Regions from separate parts of the Homo sapiens genome. Here region 1 is linked to region 2. Evidence: chromatin loops called from intact Hi-C (ENCODE). Cell type or tissue: IMR-90. All regions are shown on one strand. Each heading gives the region's core, and the rest is flanking DNA. Links, peaks and the distances in the headings are about the cores only.

Region 1 (2,930 bases), core at 183-2,682, 1.4 Mb after region 2:
TAAATTACATAGAACTAATTACACACACACCTACACACACATATATAATTGATTGCATCCTAATAAAGTTAATGGATTGTCTCAATGTCAACTTCTTCATTGTAATATTATACTACACCTAAGCAAGATCTTACTATTGAGGTAAACTGAGTAAAGGGTACACAGAATCTCTGTGAATTATATCTTACAGTTATATCTTAACCGTATCTGAATCAATGATTATCTGAAAATAAAAAAAATTAATGGTAAGGAAGTTCAGAAGAAACGTATAGTACATCCACTTGAGGAAGTAAAAAAAGGCTTCAGGGAAGAGGCGACATTTGAACTACACCATAGATCTTGATATAATCCAGCCACTCGGTGGTTAATAAAGTTTATCATTTTTTAAAATTGAAGTCAAAAGTTAGAATGAACCCTCACATTGACAGACCACTTTGATAAATATGTTTCGGAATTATCCCAGTAAAACTTTTTGTAGAATCAGAAATTTTTTTAACTAGCACATTTTGTTGGTCTAATTATCTTGTCATTTCAAAAAAAAAAGGTATTCAGCCTGTTATAATCAAATACCATATTTTTTAAAACAAGAGTGTAGTTTCATTATAGCAACAGTTATTATTACTATGGTCTCTTGAACACCTACTAATGTTCCAAGAACTGTGCTAAGCACTTTTTAAACATTCACAGTTTTATTTCCACAACAATCATTTGAGCAAATATCATCTCTATCTTACGGGTGAGATTATAGGCTTAGATAAATAGTAACCGGCTTAATTCACTCAGTGTAAAATCTGGGATTACTTTTAAAAATCAATGTGTAAATAATAATAAAGCTATGTTTTCTGCATAATGTAAAAATAAAAGAGTCATTCAACAACATTTATTGAAGGACTGTTATATACAGAGTACTTTACTAGTGCTGTAGGAAGAGAGATCGAAGATATAGAAGAGGAACTGCCTGCCCTCTTGAAAAAAGTAATAAATATTATCGTCACATCTTCTTAACTATCTCCAATGAAACAGTTAACACAGACATGCAGATAAAACCCTTTGGTAATTACTTTTCAAAAGAAGTTACCATTTTAGAAATGTATTACCTATTTCTCTATGTACATAAAGTTTGAACTATCGCTCATATTTTCACTTTGACCCAAACTTCTATTTCTCAAATCCTTTGTAGAAGGAAATATCAAAAGTATTTCTCTTAGGAATAAGATGTCATTGCAAAATTAAGCTTTTAAAATTTCTTCTTAATTTAAATTGCTCCAGGTGCTTTTGCAGAGGGAGTTCCTCAAATCATGCAACATAAATTTTATTTTAGTTTGGAATCAAATGTCCAGAAATTTGAAAAATACGAATAATGATGTAAATCAACACGAATTAATTTTTAAACGCCATTTGCAAAGAAAAACTGTATTCTTTTGGTTTCACGAGACTCTAATTTCAGGTACAGTTCTCATTATTACTTACAGATCTAGACATCCTTCTTGATGTCAGGCTTCCCCATAGCTTCCTACAGCTTGTGGGTGCCACCTAGAGGCCCAACTACAGAATACACTGAAACAAGAGGAATCCATTTTTAACAGAACACTGAGAGTAGTTTTAAAGGTACTTATATCCTTGCTTAAAATTCAAGGTTTTCCTCAATTTTGTTTTTTCCCAGAGCATTTTGCTAAATGAAACAAAAATAGCTTATGCAAAATATTTAGCACTATCAATTCATGTCAGTTTTCATATTTTTGCCAAGTGCCTAAATGTTATCAGTTCATACTCCAGTGTTATTCAGATCAATAAACTTAAATTTTTCGTGGCAATACTGGTTTTCAGGGTAATTATTGTACAATATAGAACTTATATGAGTAGCTATATGCAATGAGGACAGACTTGGTGAAATCTCACCATTAACATGCCGTACATCATGGTACCAGTCCTAACTTCATTACGGTCTGGATTACTTGAAAGCTGTGTCTCTAACAGCTCAGTAATAATTTACCAAAACTAAAAATCATGAAGGTGGCCAATATCATGCTTTTACTCTTCAGTTTTGTTATCCAGGCAGTTAGCCATTCAGTGTCACACTAGATGCAGCAGTGAGGCAGCTTCCAGGATATTTTCTCTATGGTATCTTTCCATCTCAGCGAAGAGGAGTCTAACAGGACCATTAACCATGTATGAACTGTAAACACAGCAGCAGGGGAAGAAAAATATCTACAATCATCTCAAAATAGAGGTCTGAGCCCCAGTTCAGTTGCATGACTAGACTGTACACTAACACCTGGATCTCATTCCCTTCAAGGATTTGCTGTTTGGGAAAGTCTTAGATGAATAAAACCTTTCCAGTCAATTGTTTGAACTCTTCGTTCCCTCCCATTCCACAACACAATTATTTTAGTACATAAGCATGCTGATTGTTATTAAATTAATTTTCATCCTAGCCTCAAATTTTAAAAAAATTTACAATAAATTGACTAGTAACATTTTTCCCATCTTCCCCTTCTTTGTGGATTATCATATCATAATGTCAAGCAAATGGGTGATTTATATTTTATTGTTATATGTTGACATCCTCAGTAACAATGTTAAATAAATATTTGCTTTAATTTGCTTAGAACAAGTACATTGCATGAAGTTTGTATAATTATTATAGGTCACAAAAAAACAGAATCTTCTTCACATTTATCATAGTAGTTGTTTGGAAATGAAAATAAGGATATATCTTGGCTTCTTTCTGGATTTCCTTAACTTAGTTCCCATACTTCCTAAATGATGAAGTGATTGGTATTCTGCTGTCTTTGCTTGACCTTTCATAATGAATATGATCATTTCTAATATTCCACTAAGAAAAACACCTAATACTTTTCTGTGCCAATAAAATGTAGGGGATTTTTTTCTTCTTATATTTTCTTTCACTCCTTGTTCTGCACCTTGAA
Region 2 (2,930 bases), core at 239-2,738:
CTAGCCATGCAGAACTGTGAGTCAATTAAACCTCTTTCCTTTATGAATTACCCAGTCTTGGGCAGTTCTTTATGGCAGTGTGAAAACAGACTAATGCAGATAACTTTACCTGATTTTTTCCCTAAATAGAATGTTGTTTCTTCCTTTCTTCTTTCTTCTTTTGAGAAATCTGAGTTGTCATCTAAAACTCAGCTCAAATATTTCCTTTTTCATGGACCCTTTCCTCACTCTTCAGGCTTAGCCATTATTCTGCTCTAAGGACCAGGGAGGCTGGAAGGAAGAGGAATGAGCACAGTACTAAGGGAACTAAGCCATCTGTAGAGCTTACCCTCCCTGCAGGAGTGTTCACAAATAAAAGTACAAATTCCAGTGTGGAGTGTGACAACCTGGAGGGTGATTGTAGGTGTTATTCATGTCTATTGGGGAAAAAAGGTTTCAGGTAGAAAGCCTCTTATAATGGGGATATTTGTAAATAAGTGGGTAGGAGTGGGAAGGCACTGTGTTAGGGTTCCAGATTTCTTTGGTTTTTGAAATAGGATTTTCTCCAGTAATTAGAATGACCAGGAAAAACATCTGATCCTAAAGGAGATGCAGTTGGAGCACACATGAGGTTCTCCTCCAATTAGTACGAAATAGCACAAAATCCCAGTCAAGGATAGGGGCGAGGAGTTGCTTCATGTGGATTAGCACGCTTTTAAAGTTAATCGAAAAGACTAGAGCATAGTGAATTAAGTGATATTTTGAGGAAATGGTCTTAAAATGAGAAAACTGATTAAAAACACTATTCTCTTCTACCAAGCTCTGTCAACTTTACGTCAAGCACTAGAGGAAATAACACCATTGTAAATTAAGGCCTTCTATCTGAAATTGATCAAGAATAGGGAATGTGAATACATTTATTTTTCCTTTTTGTACTTTCTTTGTACTGTGCTGTTATATTCAGTATGACACATTATGGCAGTGTTATTATTATGTGACCTCCTTCAAAATAAAGGTCTACCTTTTACTGAACTGTGTTTTCACTGGCTAGCATAATGTCTGGCATTTAGCTAATGCTAATAAAATGTTTCTTGAATTAATTTTTAAATAGTCTTATATATTTAATTGAAACAACTATTTGAATTGAACAAAAAAAAAGATACTACTCAGACTAATTCACTCTCACAGAACTTGATAAAACACCAGCAAATTAATAGCTTTGACTGTCTCTAAACTTTTGGATCATTTTTGATTTTTCCTTTGCTCCAAGCCAGAAATCCAAAAATGAAATAACATTGCCTAGTCAATCTGCCTGCAGATATTGAAATGTGCCACTAGAGAGCAGCAGGATACTGTGCTGCCAGCATAGTCTGAAGCCTCAGTCTGTTCTGGGGTTGATCAGATGACACAGTCTTCAACAGAAAATTATTCTACTGCTTTATATAGATGAACAATTATTTATAGAATTAAAATATATAATTTTTGCCTAAGGAGTCCATTTTTACATAATTTGTAATTGGTAAGTGGTTTATTTTTATTTTTTTACTGACATAGCATCAGTTTTGTTCAGCTGTTTGAAAAAAAATACATAGACCATGAAAGGAAAAAATAATAATTAAGTGATTAAGAAGTGGAAGGGTTCTTTTTATTTCACATATTACAGTAATATTTTTAGCTTCTATGTTCTTTTTTATTTTTCTACAATGACAACATATGTATTTTGTAATTAAAATGTAAATATCAGGGAAATAATTAAGACATTTTGGTGTCACTTTGCTTGCACTGGTTGAGACTGGCCAAATCTGATAGCAAAGAAATGAAGAGAAGAAGGGCAGAAAGAGAACTCACTAGTGAACAATGTCACCTGAGCTCCTAAAGTTGCAAAGCTCACATTGAAATGGAACTGCTAGTGCAAGAGCTTTCAATCAATCACAGAACCACCTGACAGAACAAATGCTGGACAAAAACCAACCATTTGTAAAAGCAATATGACAACAACAATAATGACAAAAGATAAAATACCCTTCCCCATATAGGTAGGATCATATAAGACTTCTCTGAAAAAAAAAAATTGAAGCCTACAGAAGGATGAAAACTAAGCCTTGAACAATTGAGAGGTATGACGATTGTATATAGGAAGATATAAACTCATACAGATGACAAGTCTTCCTAAATTAATTAATAAAACAAAAGCAATAAAAGCAAAAGATTTGTTTTATATTTTAATTAGACATGCTGATTCCATGTTCATACAGAAAAATCAACAAGAATGGCCACACTTAAGCTCTTTCAAGGAGGCCCCTAATTCAGGTCTCACAGTCTCACATGGTTGCAGGCACACCTTGTCTTCTTACCCCTTCAGGCCAGGAGTGGTGATGGCTTCCTACCAAAGCCAGTCCCTGGGGTTCTTAGCACTTCTCACCACTTTCTTTATCTTGTCTGTACTTTCATGAATAGTTCCTTCATTAAACTATCTTCAACCAGATCCTGTTGAGTGAAATTATATTCCTGCTTGGCCACAGTAAGGTTTTTTGTTTATTTATTTGTTTTGTTTTTGTGAACTTGGAGTAGGGAAGGCTTTTCTATTCAGAGCTCAAAATCAGACACCACATAAGAACCTTAGATAAGATTGACTACATAAGATCAAAACATTTCACAATGTCTGAACTAACGTACACCCCACCAACAGTGTATAAGCATTCCTTTTTCCCTGCAACCTTACCAGCACCTGTTATTTTTTGACTTTTTAATAATAGCCATTCTGACTGGTGTGAGATGGTATTGCATTGTAGTTTTGATTTGCATTTCTCTAGTGATCAGTGATATTGAGCTTTTTAGACAGTGTAGCAATTCCTCAAAGACCTAAAGACACAGATACTATTTGTCCCTGAAATCCCATTACTGGGTATATACCTAAAAGAATATATATTGTAATATTATAAAGACACATG

Evidence for each region. Peaks named below come from ENCODE experiments on the same cell type or tissue, not always from the same donor. Only the 100,000 strongest peaks of a DNase experiment are listed, where the experiment ranks them.
Region 1: a loop joins it to region 2, with 7 times the contacts of the local background. A loop is called at or near these places in 4 of 110 quality-filtered maps.

The regions. Positions count from the first base shown.
Region 1 is chr4:68,497,205-68,500,134 of GRCh38, reverse strand. TMPRSS11E (transmembrane serine protease 11E) reads right to left here. Exons shown (of 10, transcript NM_014058.4): 10 at 2,531-2,930. Among named protein-coding and RNA genes, the nearest start is that of TMPRSS11E, 51 kb to the right of the region's middle. In IMR-90, for the core only: a CTCF peak has its summit at 1,529 (motif pointing left); a DNase peak (open chromatin) is centred at 1,534.
Region 2 is chr4:69,879,753-69,882,682 of GRCh38, reverse strand. No RefSeq gene overlaps it. Among named protein-coding and RNA genes, the nearest start is that of SULT1E1, 21 kb to the right of the region's middle. In IMR-90, for the core only: a CTCF peak has its summit at 1,317 (motif pointing right); no DNase peak of the experiment used is centred there.